Linked DNA regions of Homo sapiens: all the other regions are linked to region 1. The links are chromatin loops, found by intact Hi-C in ENCODE. Cell type or tissue: K562. All regions are shown on one strand.

Evidence for each region. A loop is a pair of places that touch in the nucleus more often than their neighbours do. Peaks named below come from ENCODE experiments on the same cell type or tissue, not always from the same donor. Only the 100,000 strongest peaks of a DNase experiment are listed, where the experiment ranks them.
Region 2: it touches region 1 in a loop (6-fold over the local background); 27 of 110 quality-filtered maps call a loop at or near these places.
Region 3: a loop joins it to region 1, with 9 times the contacts of the local background. A loop is called at or near these places in 13 of 110 quality-filtered maps.

What each region holds. Positions count from the first base shown.
Region 1 is chr9:124,849,119-124,857,118 of GRCh38, forward strand. It overlaps WDR38 (WD repeat domain 38), which reads left to right and starts at 4,342. Exons shown (of 9, transcript NM_001045476.3): 1 at 4,342-4,482; 2 at 5,087-5,207; 3 at 6,516-6,632; 4 at 6,743-6,840; 5 at 7,122-7,202; 6 at 7,351-7,482; 7 at 7,614-7,763. The coding sequence starts at 4,414. RefSeq lists silencers at 4,394-4,443, 6,647-6,815. In K562, CTCF peaks have their summits at 4,088 (motif pointing left) and 7,011 (motif pointing left); DNase peaks (open chromatin) are centred at 3,863, 4,193, 7,013, 7,367 and 1 weaker place; H3K4me3 peaks cover 1,031 bases.
Region 2 is chr9:125,371,706-125,379,705 of GRCh38, forward strand. No RefSeq gene overlaps it. Among named protein-coding and RNA genes, the nearest start is that of GAPVD1, 110 kb to the left of the region's middle. In K562, a CTCF peak has its summit at 3,199 (motif pointing left); a DNase peak (open chromatin) is centred at 3,176; H3K4me3 peaks cover 259 bases.
Region 3 is chr9:124,791,847-124,799,846 of GRCh38, forward strand. It overlaps OLFML2A (olfactomedin like 2A), which reads left to right. Exons shown (of 8, transcript NM_182487.4): 3 at 3,178-3,285; 4 at 7,439-7,645. Among named protein-coding and RNA genes, the nearest start is that of OLFML2A, 19 kb to the left of the region's middle. RefSeq lists enhancers at 7,081-7,595, 7,596-8,000. In K562, a CTCF peak has its summit at 3,248 (motif pointing right); a DNase peak (open chromatin) is centred at 3,255; H3K27me3 peaks cover 1,336 bases.

The DNA of each region.
Region 1 (8,000 bases):
GCACTTTGGGAGGCTGAGGTGGGTGGATCACCTGATGTCTGGAGTTTGAGACCAGCCTGGCCAACATGGTGAAACCCCATCTCTACTAAAAGTACAAAAATTAGCCAGGTGTGGTGGTGGGTGCCTGTAATCCCAGCTACTTGGGAGGCTGAGGCAGGAGAATCTCTTGAACCCAGGGGGCGGAGGTTGCAGTGAGCCGAGATTGCACCATTGCACTCCAACTTGGGCAACAAGAGCAAAACTCTGTCTCAAAAAAAAAAAAAAAAAAGAATCTAAATTACTTTCCTCCCCACCCGGACCTTTCCTAAGGGACTGTACCCTCCCTGACCCCATGGTTAGCCCATGACTCTGATGGATGGAGGCAAAAAAGATAATCACTGGAGGTCTCTAGTGATAGACCAAAGGGCTCTGTTTTTTGTTTGTTTGTTTGCTTTTGAGATGGAATTTCGCTCTCATCATCCAGGCTGGAGTGCAGTGGCGCCATCTCAGCTCACTGCAACCTCTGCCTCCCAGGTTCAAGCAATTCTCCTGCCTCAGCCTCCCGAGTAGCTGGGATGACAGGCACATGCCACCATGCCCGGCTAAGTTTTGTATTTTTAGTACAGACAGGGTTTCACCATGTTGGCCAGGCTGGTCTCGAACTCCTGACCTCAGGTGATGTACCCGCCTCGGCCTCCCAAAGTTCTGGGATTACAGGCGTGAGCCACCACGCTCGGCCGTGGCTCTGTTCTTACCCCTGTCATGTTGATCATTTCCCCAATCTGGACCAGAACACAGGCCCGCTCATAAAATTTGCAGCTGCCACAGCAGCAGAATTAATGCTTTGTGCAATAGAAGTGGGACTTTTAAAATGCTTTCAAGACTAGACGGCTGGATGGGGGCCAAGAAGATGACCTTTAACCAGCATAATGTAAGGTCTTGCGTGCGTTTCCGAAGAACTCATTGTGTGAGTACCAGACAGGGGAGGGAGGGCTGGCTGGACAGCAGTTCATGGGAAAAAGCTCTCGTGCATTTGCAGTGAATAACATAGCTCTTGGAAACATAAATGCCTCTAGTAATGCAGACTGCATTACTAGAGATGGAGTGTCTAGGAAACTGGAGATGACAGTACCTTTCAGCTTGGTGGTTGTCAGTCCAAACAGTGAGCATGGTTCTAGTTCTGGTCCACACACTTTTTAAGAGGGATAATGACAGGCCAGGTGCGGTGGCTCACGCCTGTAATCCCAGCACTTTGGGAGGCCAAGGCAGGCGGATCACGTGTCCGGCTAAATTTTGTATTTTTAGTAGACAGGGTTTCACCATGTTGGCCAGGCTGGTCTCGAACTCCTGACCTCGTGATCTGCCTGCCTCGGCCTCCCAAAGTGCTGGGATTACAGGGGTGAGCCACTGCATCTGGCTGGGAACAGGTATGTTTTAAAACCTGGAGGGCAGGCACGGCGCGGTGGCTCATGCCTATAATCCCAGCACTTTGGGAGGCCGAGGTGGGTGGATCACGAGGTCAGGAGTTTGAGACCAGCCTGGCCAACATGGTGAAACCCCATCTCTACTAAAAATACAAAAATTAGCTGGGCATGGTGGCAGGTGCCTGTAATCCCAGCTACTCGGGAGGCTGAGGCAGGAGAATTGCCTAAACCCAGGAAGCAGAGGTTGCAGTGAGCCCAGATCGCGCCACTGCACTCCAGCCAGCCCGGGAGACAGAGACTCCATCTTAGAAAAAAAAAAAACCTAGAGGGCAGGAGGAGCAGCTCAGGTATTGGAGCTGGGAGCTGGAACCTCGAAGAAACCAGGGCAATTAGGCTCTCCAACTCCCTCTCCTACTTCCTCTCTTGCCACAAAACAACATTCTCTGCTTCTTGGGGCACCGGTCAGGAAATGCTGGCTCCCCACTAAACTGTTCCAGACTTGGGGTAGGACTGCAGGTAGGGTATAAGAAATGGGGCAGGGCAAGGAAGCCAGGAAGAGTAAGGACAGGCAGGCAGGGGCCAGACAGGCGGGGCCGATTCTTTAAGAACAATTCAACAGATACCTGGGGCCCCTGCCCAGCTTAGAGCTGGAATGTGGCTCCTCAAAACCCCAAGGGTCCTGCCTTTTCTAGTCCCTCCCTTCCTCTCCTGAGAGTTGACCACTCTGGAGATTTGGGGGTTTTGCTTGCTTTTCTTATCCAAATAAATAGAGGGTTCTTTTTTGCCTGCCTTGATTGTTTTCTTTCTTTCTTTCTTTTTTTTTGCTGAACAGATGTTTGTGAGGTTTGTTGTCGTTGTTGTTTTGTTTTTAGTAGAGATGGGGTTTCACCATCTTGCCCAAGCTGGTCTTGAACTCCTGGCCTCAAATGATCTGCCTGCTTTGGTCTCCCAAAGAGCTAGGATTGCTGGCATGAAACACCATGCCTGGCCCTGTGGGGTGTTTTAAGGTTGACATGCGTAGCTGAGGAGAGGCAAGGCTGGTCCAGGACCTCCAGTCCCCTTCAGGGAATGGAGTGACAGTGAGAAAAGCCAGCGCGGCATCCATCCTGGACATCTTGGTAGAGCCCTCTCCCTGGACAGCCTGGCCAAATACAGGAGAGAAGGCGGCAGGCTCCCTGAGGAGAAGGAAGAGATAGTCAGTGGTGGAAAACTGGCAGAAACTTCTCCACCACTTCATCCGCGGAGATGATCCTCCGGACCCTGGCATTCACGTTGGTGGTTCCACCTACAGATGCCTGAGCCAAGCCCACGGGTTTCGACCCCAGCTCCACCCCTTCGGCCAAGCAGTCACTGGGCCTGGTGGACAAGGTCTACCCTGAGGGTTCTGGGAGTGAAGGGCTGGGCTGGGGAAGGTGGCTCTGGGCCCTCTGGATAGAGCAGGAGCAACCAAGTGGCTAGACAATGTGCCCAGGGCCGGGGCATGGGTTGGGGGGGTGCCTGAGCAGGAGAGCCAGAGGGCCAGGGAATAGTAGCTCTGGGGAGCTGTGTCTGGGAGCCACATCTGGGTGTGGGGGGACAGCTTTATAGGCCCAGCTCAGAAGGGTCCCACAGTGACCTAGGCCCTCTGGGATCTGGGATGGAGTGGGACTGCCTCAAAGCTGTCATTGTCGCTCCCTCACCCGCCTGACTGTCTGGGACTTAAAATAGCAGGAGCACAGCGGATCTCCTGAGAAGTTTCTGGCAAAGAGGTTTAGGGGGGGAGGGTGTGAGTCGCCGCTGGGAACTCTTGAGTTTGAAGCTCCCAAAGCCCAGCTGCTCCACCCCTGCCCCCAGGGAGCCTAGAATCCATGGGCGGGGCAGGTGGGGGGTCCTCTGTTCCCTCCCTGTCCTGCTGTGGGAGTGGGGAGACTGGGTCCTGCCCCAGCTCTGCCATGGAAGCACCGGCTAGATGGCTGGGCCAAGTCCTGCCCCCTTCGGACCTCAGTTTCCCAGATGTACCAGGAGTTGCGGACCTCAACATCTGCTGAGAGGTCCCTGGAGTTCATGGCAGGTGGTCCCAGTACAGACACCCAGAGTCAGACAGCCATGGGCTGAAATCCCAGTTCCACTCCTACTGGCTGAGTGGCTCTGAGCAAGTCCTCCCAGCTCTCCGGGTGAGTTTCTTCACCTGTAAATTAACAATGAAACCAAGTCCTGCTCGTTCCAAGCTTCAGATTGCGCTATCCGGTAAGGATCCTGGCAGCTCCTGGGCAACTGCCCCCCAGCCCCAGCCTCCACCCCATCCTCAGATGGCACATTTTGTGCTGCCAGGAATGTTAACAGCAACGTGACCCCACTTTTAATGCCATGTACTTTACACACACTACCTCTGGCTTCCACGCCCTGGAGGACAGAGCTGGCTACTGTCCCCAGCGCTCTCCTGGGACATCCTTAACCTCAGTACTGGCCACTCCTGGACGGAAGGGGTATTGGCTCCTGAGGGGGCCCTCTTGGGCATCTACCGTGTGCCAGGCCCTGTGCTTGGCTCACCCCTGGAGTCCTGTGGGGCAGGGCTGATGCTCCCGGTTGTGCAGATGGGGAGACAGGCTCGTTGCTCCCCTGTATCAAAGAGGTGCAGGGACCCCTTGCAGTTCGCAGTCCGCAGGGCGCGGGGCCGGGCTCTGGGCCGCGCGGTGCGTGTGGCTGGCGCGCCCTCTAGTGGCCGCTCTGCCTGCCGTGTTGCCCCGCGCGAGAGCTGCCCTAGAGTGGACGCGCAGCCGCTGGCGCGGGAAGTCCCTTCTCCCAGCCCGCCGCGGTCCCGCCTGCTGCGGCTCCACCTCCGCCGAACTGCAAGCGGTCTGGCCTGCCTGTCAGTCCTCGTGGCTTCGCAGGGACCCCACCATGGCCGCACGCCCCGCCCCGATTACCATGGAGACCGCCTGTACACAGTTTCCTCTTTCCTCTGCCCAGTCCTGGGGTCCCGCGGCCGCCTAGGAGGGAGCCCGCCGGGGCGGGGCGGGGCCGGGTGCCCATGAACAGCGGGGTCCCGGCCACGCTGGCCGTGCGGAGAGTGAAATTCTTCGGCCAGCACGGCGGGGAGGTGAGGTCCAGCGGGCTCTGCCCAGACTCCCGGCTTTGGATGCAGAGTGGTTCCTGGTTCTGTGTAGTGGGGGTTCCAGAATGTTCTCTGGGCAGTGGCTCAGGACATTGAGTCCAGAGTAGACTTTGCTAACCCAAGAAGGATCGAAGTAGGTTCTCAGCTCCAGTGCCGGGCCCCAGCTCCAGAGCAGCTCTAGGTTCTAAGCTCTGCCTGTAAAAAGAGCCCCGGGCTCTGGGCTCTGCCTCGAGAGGGGCACAAAGCTCCCTGCTGACTCTGGTGTTTTCTGGGGCCCTGGCTCTAAAGTGAACTCAGAACTTAGAGTAGATTCTGGACTCTCCGTTGTCAGCTGCGGCTCTGGAATGGGCTCTTAGCTCTGGGGTTCCAGGCTCTGGTTCCAGAGAAGGCTCTTGCCTCCAACTGCAGGCTCTGGCTTTACGGGACTCGAGAGAGGGCCCAGTGGGTCCCGGGTTCTGGGCTCTGGTGGTGGAGTGAGGCTTGAAGTCAAGCTCCAACCCCAGGCTCTTGGGGGGCAGTGTTTAGGGGTCAGAGATGAGCGGACAGGGGTTTCTTCCCCAGAATGGGACCGCTTTTGTGCTGTTTCTAGGTCAACTCTTCTGCCTTCTCCCCTGATGGCCAGATGCTGCTCACAGGCTCAGAAGATGGCTGCGTGTATGGCTGGGAGACCCGGAGTGGGCAGCTGCTGTGGAGGCTGGGTGGCCACACAGGTGGGGCTCCCACACCTGGCCGGGAAGACCGAGGCACAAGGGTCTGGCATGCTGCAGAGCTGACTGCAGTGACCTCCGATGAGCTGGGCACGGGTGCAAGGCAGGGCTGGGCAGGTTGGGAGATGGGACGAGATATCTGGGTGCTGGGGCTTAGACTCTAACAGGCCTGGACTCAGCCTTCTTTAAAAACACACACACACACACACATACATACAAAAACAACTGTAATGTAACACAGTAATACTTACTGTTGCATCCTTTTTTGTGTGTGACAGAGTCGCTCTCTGTCACCCAGGCTGGACAACCTCGGCTCACTGCAACCCCCGCCTCCTGGGTTCAAGCAATTCTCTGCCTCAGCCTCTCGAGTAGCTGGAATTATAGACACCTGCTACCACACCCAGCTAATTTTTTTGTATCTTTAGTAGAGACGGGGTTTCACCATCTTGGCCAGGCTGGTCTTGAACTCCTGACCTCGTGATCCACCCACCTCGGCCTCCCAAAGTGCTGGGATTAAAGGCGTGAGCCACTGCACCGGCTTTGTTGTGTCCATTTTTAAGTGTACAGTTCAGAGAATCCAGTACCTTCACATTGTCGTGACACCAATCTCCAGAGCTCTTCCTCTTGCAGAACTGAACCTCTGTCCCCACTAAACAAGTCCCCAATCTCCCTCCTCCCAGCCCCTGACAACCACTGTTTTTCTTTTTGTCTCGATGAATCTGACCTCTCTGGGTGCCTCTAAGTGGAGTCACACAGTATTTGTCTTTTTGTGACTGGCTTATTTCACTTAGCATGATGTACTTAAGGTTCAGCCATGTCGTGCTTACCACTGTTTTGACTGTGATCTTGGTCAAGTCCTGTCACCTCGCTGAGCCATTTCCACTGGCACGATGCAAGCAAAGTACCTAGCACACAGTAAGGACTCAATAGATATAACTATTGTAATTATTATTCAGGAGACAAGAAAAAATATCAGGCAATTACAGGCAGTCTGGTTAATGCTGCAAGGAGGGAAAATCAGGGGCTGGAGCTCAAAGGAGGCAGTGAACCTAGGCAGCGGTTGTTAGGGCAAGTTTCTGGGAGGTCCCTACTTTGACTTGGGGATTGATTTTTCAGATGAGCACTGAGGTTGGGTGCTCCAAGGCTGACAGCCCAGCCCAGGCCAAGGCATGGAAATCCAGGCATTTCTGGGAAGCTGGAGTTTGGGTGAGGGGAGGCTGGCGACGAGGCTGGAGAAATTAGCAAGGATTGGACTGCGTGGGCAGAAGTGGCGGGCAGTGCTCTGTCCCCTGACTGTGGCCACCCGCCCAGGCCCCGTGAAGTTCTGCCGCTTCTCCCCTGATGGCCACCTCTTCGCCAGCGCCTCCTGTGACTGCACTGTCCGCCTGTGGGATGTGGCAAGAGCGAAGTGTCTGCGGGTCCTGAAGGGTGAGTGAGCTGGGAGCCAAGCAGCCAGGCCAGCGTTCCCTTTCAGATGGTGCTGTGTCCTGTGTCACGTCACCTTTCCACCTTCCCCGACCCCGGGCTGGTGCCTGCAGGTCACCAACGGAGTGTGGAGACGGTCAGCTTCAGCCCTGACTCGAGACAGCTGGCATCAGGTGGCTGGGACAAGCGGGTGATGCTCTGGGATGTGCAGGTACGTTGAGGGGCTGGGGCCACCAGTCTGGGATTCAAGGACCAGTTCCAGAGAGGATGTCACCAGTCTTGCCCTCCCAGCTCAAACCCTCCACTGGTTCCCATGGCCCATGCCCACAGCAGGCAACCAAGGCTGCCCCCACCTGGCCACAGCCGCCTCTCCAGGCTTCCTTGCACACAGCAGCCCTCAGGCTTTTTGCACGAGGTCCCCCTTTCCTGGACTGTCAAGGCCAGGTAGCCGGCTGCCCTCTGCTGCCTTCTGCAGCTCAGGGCTCTCTCTAGTCCGGCCAGATGCTGCGCCTCTTAGTTGGGCACCGTGACTCCATCCAGAGCAGCGACTTCTCACCCACGGTGAACTGCCTGGTGAGCCTACCCTCTGCCCTGGGCCCCACCTCAGTGGCCCCATACCCACTTGGAGCTGAGTGGTGGGAAGGGGATGGACTCTGGGTCCCGCCTAGATGCAGAGTGGGTGGAGAGCTGGCTGGGCCAGACTCACAGAAGCTGCCTGCAGGCCACCGGCTCCTGGGACTCCACCGTACACATCTGGGACCTGCGGATGGTGACCCCAGCAGTCTCCCACCAGGCGCTAGAGGGACACAGTGCCAACATCAGCTGCCTGTGCTATTCAGCATCCGGCCTCCTGGTAAGTGGGGTGTCCTGGGTTCCAGGCTGGTCCCTTGCTGGCAGCCAGGCCCTTAAGGGTCCCAGGCCACTTAGGGGCCCAGTGAGCTCACAGGCCCCAAACCCTGGGGATCAGAGCTGTCTGCTGTCCAGGCATCCGGCTCCTGGGACAAGACCATCCACATCTGGAAGCCCACAACCAGCAGCCTGCTTATCCAACTGAAGGGCCATGTCACCTGGGTGAAGAGCATAGCCTTCTCTCCCGACGAGCTGTGGCTGGCCAGCGCCGGCTATTCCCGCATGGTAACCACCCCGGGCCCATCCTGCTCCTACCTACCCATCCTCACCCCACCAGGAGCCCTCAGCACTCACTCCAGAAATGCCCACATCCCCACTTGCCCTAGCTAGGAGGGGGCAAGGGCAGGACCTGGGTGCCAGCCTCTCTTCCTAATGGCCAGCACCAAGGTTAGGGCTGGCCCATTGGTAGTTGCATTGACATTTCCATGACCCAAATGGCATCAGGCAAAAGGGAACTCCTGC
Region 2 (8,000 bases), 520 kb after region 1:
TGAGGAGACAGGCCAGGGAATCCTGGAAAGGTGCCTCCTCTGACACCGGTCAGCAGGGCAGTTGCCAGGGAGGGCCTGCGCTGGACTTGCCAGGAGCACAAGGACCACCTGTGCACAGGGCAGACACTCAGAGCCCTTTTTGGTGGTTGTTACTATTTATCTTTTTTTTTTTTTTTTTTAGACAGGGTCTTGCTCTATCACCCAGGCTGGAGTGCAGTGGTAAGATCATGGCTCACTGCAGCCTCGACCTCCCAGGCTCAAGTGATCCTCCCACCCCAGCCTCCTGAGTAGCTGGGACTACAGGTGCATGCCGCCACGCCTGGCTAATTTTTTTGTATTTTTTATAGGTGGGGTCTCGCTATATTGCCTAAGCTGGTCTTCAACTCCTGGGCTTAAGCTATCCTCCTGCCTCAGCCTCCAAAAGTGCTGAGATTACCGGTGTGAGCTACCGCGCCTGGACATTATTAATCTTTTATTGTTATAATAGCTTAATGGGAGAAGAAAAGATTGTGGTCTATGCATGTATGAAAATTAAGAAGATCATGTTGTAGATTGATTTGCAGGATTTTTTAAAGGCGCCCTGCCTTTTTTCCTCAGCGGGGTTCTTGAGCATCCATCGGTGATCGGTGGTCGCTTCTCGCAAATCTTCTGTTTCATTTATTTTGGTTGCTAAGTAGGGAGATCCACCTTTATCTGGGTGATTCAAAATCACGATTCTCCTGTGAGCTGCTCTAATCTTAGCCTTGCCAGCAGGTGAACTTACACCTAAAATAACACTAGCTTTTCTCCTACTCATTTTCTGTTCAAATCCTCCTTTGTAATAGGATGACAGGCTAGGAGTTCAAAGGTTCTCTACTGCTTCTGTGATCCTTGTTCTAGAGGTTTCCAGGACTGCGACGCACAGCGACCTGCAAAGGCAAGAGCAGCAGCACCCAGCCCTGCAGCTGTCACAGTTCTTGCCAGTCCCTGCTGGTTGGTATCTGCGTCTGACTGAGGCATTTGGCCAAGGGCGGCAAGTACTCAGTGGGGTGCAGCCCCTTGATGGCAGGGGTGATGCCACCATGGACAGCCAAGAGAACCCATTTTTTTATTTTATTCTAGATTCAGGAGGTACCTGTGCTTGTTTGTTACATGGGTATTACATGCATAATGATGGGGTTGGGTTCCTAGCCTACCCATCACCCAAATATTGGACACTGTACCCAGGAGGCAGTTTATCAACTAACAGGCTGGGTTGTGAGCTCAAGTCCCTTTCCACTGTGGTCATAAACAGTAACCACAGTGGAGTGATTCCTGACACATGATGCCTTTCTGGGTCCAGATACTTTCATCCCTATGTGCCCCACCCTACACGCCTCTTTGTCACTCATGCCTGCCGCTGCCCAGCCTTCTTCCCTGGCCCAGGCTCTGGATTGCCCAAACCTCCTGAGGGGCCCTTGGCAAATGTCTCTTTTGTGTTGTGCGTGTGTGTGTGGCAGGGTCTCACTTTGTCGCCCAGGCTGGAGTGCAGTGGCACAATCTCGGCTCACTGCAACCTCTGCCTCTTGGGTTCAAGCGATTCTCCTGCCTCAGCCTCCTGAGAAGCTGGGACTACAGGTACACGCCACCATGCCTGGCTAATTTTTGTGCTTTTGGTAGAGACAGTGTTTCACCATGTTGGCCAGGCTGGTCTCGAACTCCTGACCTCAAGTGATCTACCCGCCTTGGCTTCCCAAAGTGCTGGGATTACAGGTGTGAGCCACCGCGCCTGGCTGGGAAATGTCTCTTAAACCTGTCCCCCGCTGCCACAGCCAGTTTTTCCACCTCCACAATCACGACTGACTCCTAGTCTCCCTGCCTCCCTCTCACCCCTTCTCCTAGGTGCCCTTAGAATTCATCAAGTCTGGCCAGGCACGGTAGCTCACACCTGTAATCCCAGAAATTTGGGAAGCCGAGGTGGGTGGATCACCTGAGGTCAGGAATTCGAGACCAGCCTGACCAACATGGAGAAACCCCGTATCTACTAAAAATACAAAATTAGCTGGGCGTGTTGGTGAATGCCTATAATCCCAGCTACTCGAGAGGCTGAGGCAGGAGAATCACTTGAACCCGGGAGGCGTAGGTTGCAGTGAGCCAAGATCACGCCATTGCACTCCAGCCCGGGCAACAAGAGCAAAACTCCACCTCAAAAACAAACAAACAAAAAAATTCATCAAGTCTGAGCAGATTCCTCTTCTGCCTAAAATCTTCTCTTTTCTACCTGGGTTCTGTCCTGCCTTTTCAGCCACATGCCTCTGGTCCTTCTCCTTCCCCTCCAGCCAGCCCCACTCCAGCCACTGAGAACTATCACCTTTCCCAAAGTGCTGCCCTTTGCCGGCCTCTAAGCCTTTGCTGATGCCCAGATCTGACTGCCTCCCCCACAGTCCTTCCTCCTGCCTCAGATGGCCCTTCTGGAGGAAAACCCCAGGTGCCCCCTCCTGCCTCCCTCCTCAGTGAGGCCTCACCCCCATCCCTCCCTCTCCAGAGCAGTGTCTCCCTGGAGCCTGTGCTCCTAGGGGAGGGCATGCCTCCAAATGGCAGGTGTCCCTAATGTTTGCAGATGGGGATGGATGAGAGGCAGAAAGTAGCCCTTCAGGGCGGGGATTCCACCATCTTTTCCTTCCAAATTCAGGCCCTGCTGGGACAGGAACTATCCCTGTCGTGGTCCAGGGCCAGGTAGTTCTTCACGTCCTCTGGGAAGACAGAGTGCCCCAAAGCCCTTGATCTCCAGTGGGTAGAATTAGGTGGGGCAGAGGCTGTGCCACACCAGGTCACACCTCTCCTGTGTCTGCTCCCACCCCACCAAGCACAGGGCCGGGATGAGGATGCCTGGAGCCCAGCTCAGTGCCTGCCTGGGTTGCAGCCCTGATCACACCAAAGTGTCTTGTCTGTTTGCAGCCCTTTATCTGGCTAGCAGGGTTTAATTTTACTCTGGGAAGGTGGGATTTTTGTCCCTATTTACTTATTATTTTCGAATTTATTATCTTTAGGTGGCATCTACAAATCGGCGTCCTCTGAGGGCAACAGCGCCCCGTTCTGCTAGAAATCCCGAGATTTGCAGCCACTGCAGCACGCTGCCTCTGCGGCTTCTCCGCACCATCCCCGACCCCTTCCCCCGCGAGTCTGCCGTCGGCCAGTTTCCTCCCAGGCCCCGGCTTTGCTGTTCCTTGGGTGACATCTTGTGGCCAAGGACAGGTACAAACCATTGGCTGAAAAGGAGGAGCAAAGGCAGCCCTCAGCCCTCTCTGGAGGAGCCTTGGGGCGCCTTCGAGGATGCCCAGGAGGGCAGGGGGCTCCTGAACAGGGAATCGGCTCTCAGACCCCGAATGGGCTTGCACCAAGCCCTTCATGAGACAGCTGTGGCTGGAGCCCAGAATTCACCCAGGCCCCCCGAGGCAGACACACCAGGTTCCTCTCTGCCCACCCTGCGTTGTGGCAAATAATCATTATTCCCGATATAAAGCTTTTCTCTAGCAGCCCAACGACAAGGTTATTATTCCAATCTTACAGATGCAGCAACAGCCCTGAGCCACAGCCAGTGACCTGAGCCCAGCCCACAGGTGCCAACACTGTAAGATCTCACTGGACACAGTCCTGAGAACTGTGGGAGCCACCTGTCCCATTCTCTGGGAAGGTGCTCTGGGGAGGCGCCTGTGTTGTTAGTCATGGCCATGCCTCGAGTTCCAAAACCTTCTTCATGGCCTGGCATGGTGGCTCACGCCTGTAATCCCAGCACTTCGGGAGGCCAAGGCGGGCGGATCACTTGAGGTCAGGAGTTGAGATCAGCCTGGCCAACATGGTGAAACCCTGTCTCTACTAGAAACACAGAAGTTAGGCCGGGTGGTGGTTCACACCTGTAATTTCAGCACTTCGGGAGGCTGAGGCGGGCAGATCACCTGAGGTCAGGAGTTCAAGACCAGCCTGGCCAACATGGTGAAACCCCATCTCTACTAAAAATACAAAATTAGCTGGGCATGGTGGCGCGTGCCTGTAAACCCAGCTACTTGGGAGGCTGAGGCAAGAGAATCACTTGAACCCGGGGGGTGAAGGTTGCAGTGAGCCGAGATCTCGCCATTGCACTCCAGCCTCGGCAACAACAGTGAAACTCCATCTCCAGAAAAAAAAAAAAAAAAAAAAAGAAACACAAAAGTTAGCCTTGGTGTGGTGGCGTGCACCTATAATCTCAGCTACCTGGGGGGCTGAGGCAGGAGAATCGCTTGAACCTGGGGGGTGGAGGTTGCAGTGAGCCGAGATTGCACCACCACACTCCAGCCTGGGTGACAGCGAGACTCCGTGTGCAGGCCCGGGGCTGACGCTTCCCACATGACGTCACAGAGCCTTCACCTGGTAGTGGGCATTGTAAGGGCTGCACTTCACAGATGAGGAAGCCGAGGCTCAGACATGCAAAGGGGTTTATTCAAAGCCACATAGAAAATGCATGGCAGAGCCAGGATCCAAATCCAGGTCTAGAGGATGCCCAAATCTGTACTTTTAGCTACTGAGGGATCCTGTCTGCCCTCTGCAAAACCAGCCCCACAGCATTGTGAGGGCTCATGTGAACTGGGGAGCAAACTGTAGAGGATGGTGCCCACAGCAGGTCCTTATTATCCTGATCCTGGTGTTTACTTCCCATGTGCACTCGAGTCCGTCAAGGGCAGGGCCAGACACCCGGGCATCTGTAGTGCCAGCATGAAGCCTGGTGCCCAGCCGGCATCAGCAGATCAGATTGAATTTGAGCTGCCAGAGCAGGGAAGACCTGCTTTTCCACACGGGGCCCAGGGCCACTTCCCAGTGTCAAGGTCATGGTAAGGACAGACCGACAGTCTCCACCTCCTGATTCAGGAGGAGAAGGGGTGGGTGACCCACGCCTCCTCTTTGCAGCAGGCTGGCACCTGGGCTCGCAGGCAGGGCCCAGAGGGAGGAGGCCTGGCGCTGAGGATCCGCCGCAGGCCCGGGAGGAAGCAGCAGGGCAGGCGGAATATAAATGCGGCTGTGAAGGCAGAGGAACAGATGAGGGAAAGCCTCCAGGTGATTGGGTGGAGAGGCCCCGCCAGGGCGGATGCCTCCTCTCTGTGCACAGACTGAGCCCATGATGAAGATGAATGGAAACCCCTTTGCTGGAAAACATGTGGGTAATCAAGAAGGCTACCGGTGCCGAGGGGCCCTCCCACCTGCCCGGAGCAGGGGAATATTAGGATTTGGAATTTCAGCAGCAGCCACATAGTTAGCACGGAAACTAGGCAAAACTGATATGCAGCCACCATTACAGGATAAATGGTGCAGGGCGCCTGGTAGCTTGGCAGGAGTTAGTGGACTCCAACTGCAGCTGTGGGAATCAGGCAGCTGCTTTCACAAAAGAAAGGCAGCCCGGGTTGGTGAAGACCCAGGGCCCAGCTTCCCACCCCTCCGTAGGGTGGCGTTAGCCACCAGACTTTCCTGCTGGTGGTTGTGGGATTCTCTTCAAGGCTGGTTCAGGGAGGGGATGGGAGATTGTTCTGGGGGTTTCTTAGCATTTGCCAACAAAAACTGAGCTTGCAGCGTTCAGCTCCCACCTGGGAGGCAGGACTGATGAAGACACTGTGTCTCCATCTTTCCAGACCAACAAAATCCCAATTTTTCTCAATATGTCCACGGCAGAGCGATACGTGATTATTTGGTCGCATGCACGGTGGACCAGGAAGAGAGGTTTGCTGAGTCAATGAATACTGTCGACAAGTTTGCAGGGGGCATGTTTAACTCACTTCAGGTGCTCTGGAAGCATTCGCACGATGGCTAAGCTAATTACAAATCACGCCTATTTATTCATTAAACAGGGCTTGGGGGAAATTCAAAGAGGCAACACTGCCTTAACATCATTCAATTTGCAGTCTGTGATTAAACGGAACACAGCTGCAAGACTCCAGAAATGTTGCTAATTTCTGCCTTTTCCCTGGTTCGGACTGACTTGTTCTCTGGGGGCTACACCTGTCCTTAAGTGGGGTCTTGTCATCCTTCAGCCCCTCAGCGGCTCACTGGCTGCTTGTGATGCTGGGCAAGTGCCTTCACTAGCCTGTGTCTCAGTTTCCTCATCTGTAAAGCGGGCTCACGAGCTCCTGGCTGCCAGGATTCCTGCAAGGAATAAGGGACACGTTGGATGTTCAGTGTTCCTTCTGGAACCCTGCTAATAGCTGTGTGCTGAAGTGTCCTTCTATGTCTTCCTCCTTGGCCCTTGTACACACATAGGCTGTCACAAAGACAGAGGCCCCAGGGTTCCCCAGACAGCCCATGACAAGCAAAGGCTGTAGCTGCTGCTCCCTTAGGGCTCCAGCATGGAGCCTGGCAGGCAGAGGCTCCTTGCCCAGCGCTGGCTGGAACCGGCCTGCTGCCTCCATTCTAGGTTGGGTCTTGAATAATCCCACATCCAAGGTAACCCCTCAATCCTGAGCAAACTGAGATGGTTGGTCACCTTACCCAAGAGGGAAGGCTAGATTCTCAGGGTCCTGGACAGTCCCAGGCAAACCAGGACCATTGGTCACCCTGCTCTTGGTGCCCTTGAAACTCCTCTTATCGGAGTTCCTAAAAATAGAGCTAACTTTACCTTCAATCCCTGGAAACATCTGGGAGGCCCAAGGGTTATTCATTATCATCAATAAATTATAAGAGCCAAACAGCCAACGTTTGCTTAGCATTTTCCGATTCATGAAGTGCTTTCAGTGTGTGGGATGTTTCGGATCTTCCTTTCCACGTGCTGAGTACCCACTGCTGGTGTGGGACATGTGAGTTCAGCAGCTGTGGGAGGAGCAGAGGGATCTGTCCCTTGTCCCCTGTGAGGCCATGGAGCTGGCAGCTCCTTGGATTCTTCCATCCTCAGCTCAGTGCCTAGTTCCTGTCCCTTGATTCTGTCATTCTTGTTAGACATTCTCCCATGTCTAGAAAGGATCCCCAGCCAGGAAATAAAATATTAGCTTGAACCCTATGCCATGTCCCTTTTTATAGATCTCAAGCAGATGAATACGGGACATTTCACAGGGTTCCTCCTAATAGAGTACTGGTAATGTTCAGACCCAGGAGCAACATGAGGCACCTAGCTTCTCTGAGCTTCAGTTTCTCATCTGAAAGACGGGGATCTTAATTGTTTCTGCTTCCCCATGTTGCTGATGGAATTGAGTGATCCACGGAGGGATTTCAGCAGTGGTAGGCGCTCTCTCCATTGCAGCGTTTGCTTTGGGCTTTGCATCTATGTGTGTCCTTTGTGTTTCCGGGTTGACTGGTCAGCGGCTGATAAACATTTGTTGAATGAAGGAGTGGAAGTAAATGCATTTGTCTTCCTCCCATTGGTGTTTCCCAAATGACCTTGAACTCAGACGGGCTCTTCCTCTGCCCCACTTCCTTTGGAAGCCTCCCGGTAAAACACCCCGTTTCCCATGGCTCCCCATGGAGGGCCTGATGGGTTTGGAGACATGTTTCCATCCCCCCTATGGTTTCTAAAACATACAAATCATTCTGGCTGCACGTCTGTGTTTCATTACTAGGAATGCACATTTGAAAACAACAGAGGGTGAGGTTTAAAAGCAACATGCAATTTTTATTACATATATCTCCAAATCTGCCATTAGGCCCGTCCCCGTGGTGTTATTGACCTTGATTCTTTCTCATTTGCATCCTGCATTTTTCATCCTTTGGAATATGGTGTTTTGGGACTTCTCCATCATTAAGTGGATTTACAGCAATTTCCCTGTGTGTTTTCTCCAAGGGATTCTGTTATGAGATGCACATTAAATCTCCATTAATACCTCATTATCCGACTGATAAGATTACCATGATAATGAGGCAGAAATTCTAATTGTTTCACTTCTTATTGTGCCTTCCATTTAATCCTTTACTCTACCTGGAAGTTGGTCACGAGCTGGGGAGCACCAGGCAGAAAAAGACCTTCTGATTGGAGGACCGGAGGCTGGGACCACTGTGACCAATAGTGATTGGGGAAAGAAAGGAGGTGAAAT
Region 3 (8,000 bases), 57 kb before region 1:
TGGCTACAAAAGTTCCTAAAAAACCTACTCCCATTTTCTGTAATGACTGTATCACAGGCTGCTATTAAGCATTTTGAACCTGTGCTGCTCAGCAGATCGCACATTGAGTGGCATGGCTGGAAACACCATCCTTCTCCTCTCCTCCAGATCATAGCACAGGCTGCTCCCTTTACTTCACATGTCCTTTCCTGGGCATCTTTGCCTAATTAGTGCTCCTCCTACAGAGCTCGGACTGAACAAAACTTCCTCCTGGCAGCCTTTCCTGATCCACACCTGCGCCCGGAAAAGATCAGCACCCATCATTAATGATCTGGTCAACTGTGTGGCACTACCTGTGCCCCTGATTCTGGCACCTATGTGTCACTGCCTCTGTCCCCTGATCTAGGCACATGTGTGTTACTACCCGTGTCCCTGATCTAGGCTCCAGTGTGTCACTGCCTCTGTCCCCTGATCTAGGCTCCTGTGTGTCACTACCTGTGCCCCGATCTAGGCTCCTGTGTGTCACTGTGTCCCTGATTTAGGCACCTGTGTGTCACTACCTGTGTCCCCTGATCTGGATGCCTATGTGTCACTACCTTTGTCCCCAGATCTGGGCACCTGTGTGTTGCTGTGTCCTTGGCAGTCTGTGAGAGACCAGGGTGCCCCTTGGTCTTGCTTATCACTCTCCTCAGTGCCTGGCTGAGTAAGCATGTGCTGGCCTGGAGGAGGGTGGCAGGGGCAGATCATGGAGGGGTCAGATGCCAGACTCAGGAGATGAGAAGCCACATGTGGGCAGTGGGGAGACACAGAGGGTCATCTCGCAAGGGAGGGACCCTCGCCAAAGCCAGTGTTGGTGGCCATGAAGGCAGCAGAGTGAAGCTGGGATCTTCCCATGTAGCCCCTAGGAGGAGCCATCAGTGCTGCTGGGCTTCATGAAGCCCTCTCTGTGTCCACACAGTGCTGAGCTCTGTCCATACACTGCTGCTCCTTACTACGGCCCTATTGTCCCATTTCTTAACACAGAAAACTGAGGCACAGAAATGTCTATGCGCATGATTCTCAAATTGTGTTCCAGAGCCCCAGGGGTCCCATGCAGACCCTCGGGGCCAAAGCCAGGTTGTGGGAAAGCAGAGAAGCCACTGAGCCTATCTTTGCTTCCAGCACAGCCTCCCGCCCCCGTCTCTGTTTTAGAGATCAGCTTCTGCTCAAAGAAAAGCTCCCTGGCTTAAAACAGTTTGAGACCCCCTGGGAAGGTGGGAGTAAAACTGTTTTGGAAACAGCCAGCCAGGACCAGGCAGGAGCACTGGCCTGTGCAGGCCCTGGGAAATGCCGGAGGGCTCAGGGTGGGGCTGTGCGTGAGGGTGGGCCCGAGGAACTGCCCTTCCCAAGAAGCCAGGGAAGGCTGGTTTCCCAACCAGCCCCTTGTGCCAATGTCTCCCTGACACTCTGGCATTTTGGCCATCTGGAGGGAGTGTTATATCCTGATGAGGCGTGACAGAGGAGAGGGAGAGGGGGAGCTGTAGGGCAGAGCCCTGGGCTGGGCAAGGGAGGCCCAGCAGCTGCTCCAGGTCCTGCTGCTGACCTGTTGTGCAAGGCCCTCCCTCTCTCGGCTGCCATTTCCCCGTCTGACCATGACACAGGAGCCATAAAGCATGATAGGAAAGAGACGGTGATTCATGATATCTCCCCTGCCGAATGTTGGGAAAGAGACGTGGATTTATATGAATTTGGGTTCTGCTCCTGGTTCTACCGTTGAACAGCTGGGTGGCCTTGGGCAAGTCACTTGCCCCCTCTGAACTGCATCCATCTGTAAAATGAGGGTGAAAGTTGTCCATACCTGGTGTTAGTTTGGGCCACCAGAAGCAGGCTCTGAAGCCAGAGATTCATGTGCAAGTGATTTATTTTGAAAATATTCCTGAGCTGGGCGTGGTGGCTCATCCCTCTAATCCCAGTGCTTTGGGAGGCTGAGGCAGGAGGATCACTTGAGGCCAAGGTGGGAAGATCATTGTTCAAGACCAGCTGGAATAACGTAGTAAGATCCCATCTCTACAAAACATAAAACACTTAACTAGGCAGGATGGTGCACACCTGTAGTCCTAGCTACTCCAGAGGCTGAGGTGGGAGGATTGCTTGAGCTCAGTAGTTCGAGGCTGCAGTGAGCTAGGATCATGCCACTGCACTCTTTCCTGGGTGACAGAGTCTCTGAAAAACAAACAAACAAGAAAAGAAAATACTCCCCAGAGAAACTGGAAATGAAGTGGGAGACGCAGGGTGGGGAGAAGAGGGTATCCAAGTGAGGGTGTGGTCTTGGGAAAAGTGCCAGCCTCAGTCACATCCCCAGAGGATCTCTGGAGTGGGGACAACAGCTCAATTCATCCCCACTGGGGCTAGTGAGTTGGGATTATAGATGTCCATGTCACTAGATCATTGCCTCAAGGCAGCTGCAAGAGGACGTATACTCCCTGGCACTTTGGGGGCGAAGCAACTCTAAAGAGAGTCACAGATGCAGGCACATGGAAGCCAGGGACGGGCACAAAATCTAGTAAGAGGGATCTCAGAAGATCCGGACAAACTCCTCCAGTGCCCACTACACACCTCACGAGGTTGTTACAATGATTAATTGGTATAACTCCTTAAAGCCCCTAGCACAGCGCCTGGCACGTGGTAAGGGCTCAGAAGATGGAACCTGTGGTTTTTCTTGTGATTATTAGCAGGCTGGGGCTGGTGAGTGCTCAGGGCCCATGCCAGCCACTCTGAGGCTCTGGGGTTGTGGAGTTCTTTTTAATTTTAATTATTATTATTATTCTTTTTTTTGGAAGAGAGCCTCACTCTGTCACCCAGGCTGGAGTGCAGTGGCGTGATCTCGGCTCACTGCAACCCCCACCTTCTGGGTTCAAGCAATTCTCCTGCCTCAGCCTCCCAAGTAGCTGGGACTACAGGCACACACCACTGTGCCTGGCTAATTTTTGTATTTTTAGTAGAGATGGTGTTTCACCATGTTGGCCAGACTGGTCTTGAACTTCTGACCTCAGGTGATCCACCCGCCTGGGCCTCCCAAAGTGCTGGGATTACAGGCGTGAGCCACAGCGCCTGGCCCAGGTTCTGGAGTTCTCAATTGCAGCAGGGTTCCTTTTACCCTCTGTGTCTGGCCGGCCATGTGCTGCACTCTTTGCCTAACCATCCCCCTTCCCCGGGCAGCTGCAGTCCATGGTGGATCTCCTGGAGGGCACCCTGTACAGCATGGACTTGATGAAGGTGCACGCCTACGTCCACAAGGTGGCCTCCCAGATGAACACACTGGAAGAGGTAAGGGCGGGGCTGCCGCCAGAGGCCAGGCTGCTCTGGTGCTGGGGGCCAAGGGCACTGTCCGAAGGGGCCCCGGCAATCCAGGCTTCACCCTGGTGACCATGGGAAGCCAGACTCCAGCCAGGAGCTGGGGGAGGGAAATGCAGGCCACAGGGTCCAGCCTCTGGGGAAGAGGTCTAACTGGCTCAAGGGCCTGCAGGAAGCTGAAGTCTGAGTGGAGAAACCGAGGCACCTGCTGGTTGTATGAAAGGGGTTCAGAGGGAGCTGGAACTTGCAGTTGCCCCCAGTGCACCAAGATCAGGACCCACAATTCTGGGGGTACCATTCGCACAAGATTCCTTGGTGGCTGGGCATGGTGGCTCAGTGGCCTGGCGCAGTGCCTCACACCTGTAATCCCAGCACTTTGGGAGGCCGAGGCAGGCGGATCACTTGAGGCCAGAAGTTTGAGACCAGCTTGGCCAATATGATGAAACCCCATCTCTACTAAAAATACAAAAATTAGGCGTGGTGGTATGTGCCTGTAATCCCAGCTACTCAGTAGGCTGAGGCAGGAGAATCACTTGAACCTGGGAAGCGGAGGTTGCAGTGAACCGAGATCGTGCCACAGCCTGGGCGACAGAGCAAGACTGTCTCAAAATAAAAAATAAGATACCTTGTCGGAGTGCCCCCCCTGGGTTGGTAAAACATGGCAGGACTGACCGAGCCCACTGGGCTAGTGCCCAGCTGCTGTGGAGGCAGAGGTGCTGCGTGTCCTGCCCTGGTCAGGGTGAATGTGCTATAGGACTGGGCAGGGGACCAGGACTGCCCCTGGGGACAAGGACAGAGTTGGGCGAGCATGGGGGTCCAAGCTGCAGGTTCGAGGTTTGTATCTCTGCTGGCGCAGCCTCACCTCCGCCTGTTTCCTGCATCCGGCCTCTGTTGGGCCACTGGGAGTCTGGGGACATACAGCTGCCAGGAGCGGGCGTGGGGGCTTCCTTTCCCAGCTTCCTTTACAGAGGGAGGGGGCACCTGGGCATCCTGTGCCCCAGAGTAGGAGATTAACCCCTTCCTCACCCCAAAGTTGGGATCACAGTGGCTTTAAGTATTCGAAAAGTGTTTGGTATGTACCTACTATTGGCCAAGCCCCTGGCAGCAGGGGAGAAAGCTGACACTTGGTGAATTTCTTCTGTGTCCCAGTATTTCCTGTGCAGCTAGTACATTCCAGGCCCTCCCGTTACTGGCTCTGAAGTTATTCTCCTTTGATCTTTCCTCTTGTAACCTCAGGAAATGTCAACCCACTTCATGTAACTCTGAGCCAGATGATCCGGAGGGTATATCAGCTAGGCCTGGAACCAACCAGAGATGGTTTCCACAGCCACAGAAAAATGACTTTTTAATTATCTCCTGTTTTGCATTATCTTGCATTGCTCCTGTTAACCATGGTTTACTAAGTGATAACCTTATGGAAAAATTAAAAGCAAAAAGCTTTTGTTCACCCTGGGAGGAGGTGGGGAGAGAACAGCCTCACTTGGGAGAGGCTGGCTCCCTCTGCCAAAGGGAAAAACCTCCCGGGGGATAAGCAGCAACTTGGGGTCTCAGCTTCCCTCTGCTCTCTTCCCTGACACCAATAGTTCTCAACCAGGGGTGACTTTGCCCCCAGGGGAAAGCTGGCAATAGCTGGAGACATTTTTGGTTGTCACAACTTAAGTGGGGGACAGGATGGGTGCTACTGGGATTCTACTGGTTAGAGGCCAGAGATTTGGCTAAATACCCTACAATACACAGGACAGTCCCCAAAAGCAAACAGCTATCTGGCAAATGTCAATAGTGATGAGGCTGAGAAAATCTGTCATACACTTTGACTTCTGTCATCCCTGGGATCTAGTTTTTTGATTGTTTGTTTGTTTTTTTGAGACAGGGTCTCACTCTGTAGGCCAGGGTAGAGTGCAGCCTCAATCCCCCAGGATCAACTGATCCTCCCACCACAGCCTCCCAAGTAGCTGGGACTGCAGGTACACACCACCACACTCAGCTAGTTTTTTGTGTTTTTTGTAGAGATGGGGCTTTACCATGTTGCTCATGCTGGTCTTAAATTTCTGGGCTCAAGCGATCCTCCTGCCTTGGCCTCCCAAGGTGCTGGGATTACAGGCATGAGCCACTGCACCCAGCCCCTGGAATCTAGTTTAAAATGCACTGTCATATTCCATAGACTTTTTGGTCCTCACAGTGACCCTGCCATTTAGTTGTTAGTATGATGACATAATAGCCCACTTTTCAGGCAGGGAAACTGAGGCTTGGAGAAGTAGCTACTGGCCCAAAGTTACCCAGCCAGGAAGTAGAGAGCAAGGATTTGAATCCAAGGGTATCCGACTCCTGCCTGCTGCCTCTTGGTCCCTGAACATGAGTCACCCAGGGATGACTGGACGTCAATCACTTTTAGGTTATCTTTTCCTCTGTAACAATTTCTACAAATGAAATTCTGGACCCATAATTCTGTTGCTCCGCGGCTTCTCAGCAAACTGGTGCTTTCTGCCTCTGACTTCTGTCTGTCCTGCTTTAGCTGAAAAGTATACTCAGACGAAAGAATCCCAGATCTACTAGAGCTTTGGCGAACTGGGACTGATACCTGCCAGGCCCCCCAGGTTTCCAAGTCCTCTCCAGTGAACAAGGCCAGCTTGGGTGACAGCCCAGCAAAGGAGATCCCTAGATAGCGGGAGGTTCACAGAGCGAGGGGCATTATGGTTCTAAGCAGTCTGTCTGCTCCTGGCAGGATTCAGAACCAGGAGTAGATCCAGGAGCTGGTGTGGGAGCTGCTAAAAGTAGGCAAGGAGCCAGAGCCCCAGCAAGGGGAGATGAGGCAGGGAAGGAGAACAGCCCTGGGAGTAAAGGCAGGGCTCAGTGCTGGGAGAGGAGCCGGCACGGCCCAGGAGAGAAGCTGGAGACTTGCAGGGAGCAGAGATTCACCCTCAGCAAAACCCCAAAGGGTTCCACTCCATCTACACTGTTTGAAGATTTTATAAGCAGAAGATATTTATGTATTATGTATACAATTTTAAAGTAATTTTAAAGTAGCAAAAGATTGGAAGCAACTTAAGTAACCATCCATAATGGGCAGGGGTGGTGGCTCACGCCTGTAATCCCAGCACTTTGCAAGGCTGTGGTGGGTGGATCACTTGAGGTCAGGAGTTCAAGACCAGCCTGCCCAACATGGCGAAATCCCGTCTCTACTAAAAATACGAAAATTAGCCAGGCATGGAGGCACGCGCCTGTAGTCACAGCTACTCAGGAGGCTAGGTAGGAGAATCACTTGAGCCCGGGAGGAAGAGGTTGTCGCAGTGAATTGCTTGCAGTGAGCCAAGATCGCACCACTGCCCTCCAAGCTGGGCAACAGAGTGAGACTCTGTCTCAAAAAAAAAAGTAACCATCAAAAAGGGACTGGGCGGCTGGGTGCAGTGGCTCACACCTGTAATCCCAGCACTTTGGGAGGCCAAGGCGGGCGGATCACTTGAGGCCAGGAGTTCCAGACCAGCCTGGCCCACATGATGAAACCGTGTCTCTATTAAAAACACAAAAAATTAGCCGGGCATGTGGTGGGTGCCTGTAGTCCCAGCTACTCAAAAAAAAAAAAAAGAAAGAAAGAAAAAGAAAAAGAAAAAATAAGGGACTGGGTAAATAAATTATGGCCTTTAAGCAATGGTGTACTGTGTGGCCATGAGAAGGAACGGAGCACTATATATGCAGATATGCATCAGTTCCCAAAATAGGCTGTTCAGCAAAAAAGAAAAGTGGTAAAAATATGTGTGTATGTATACATGTGTTCCCGTAAATATACAGACTCTCTTTAGAAGGATATACAAGGAACCTATAATAACTGTTGGCACTGAGAAATAAAGGTGGGAGGGTGACTTTTTATAGCCGTTGATATCTTTTACATTTAGTACCATGCACATGTATTATCTATTTTTTTAATTCCTTCACTTTTTAAATTTAAAAAGTTCATAAACACAGGGTCTCTTGGAGCCTATTTTTCCTGCTCATGCTCACTGCGGCCGCCCCTAGCCCGTTCGGGGGACTGGGCAGCAAAGCCTAATGACCAAAGCTGGGGTGTCCCTCCAGGCTAGGGGTTCAGAGGAAGCTGGCCCAGGAAAGACCTCCAATCCTGCCCCCTCCGCAGAGCATCAAGGCCAACCTGAGCCGGGAGAATGAGGTGGTGAAGGACAGCGTGCGCCACCTCAGTGAGCAGTTGAGGCACTATGAGAATCACTCTGCCATCATGCTGGGCATCAAGAAGGAGCTGTCCCGCCTGGGCCTCCAGCTGCTGCAGAAGGATGCCGCCGCCGCCCCTGCCACCCCTGCCACGGGCACTGGTAGCAAGGCCCAGGTGAGGCCCCAGCTCTGATCATGGGGCCGGAGCTGGCTGAACTTGGGAGCTCAGTGTGCCAGGACGTTGGCCCTGTGGATCAGCTCGATGGGGGTTTGGGGCTGTAAGATGGGGTTGAGGACTGGCACAGCCAGAGAGTCCCTGGCAGGGTGAGGTGCAGGGGATACCTGCTGTACAGCAAGCACAGTCAGCACAGGGAATGGGGGATAGGCCTGGGGATCCTGCCAAGGGGGCTGGTCCCTAAGCCAGGTGTTTGGCATCCTTCTCATTCCCAAGCTTGAAACTAGTAGGGACAAGCTTGTGGAGGTGGTGCCCCCTGCCTGGCCCTCAGAGACCAGGTTGGCTGCAGCAAAAC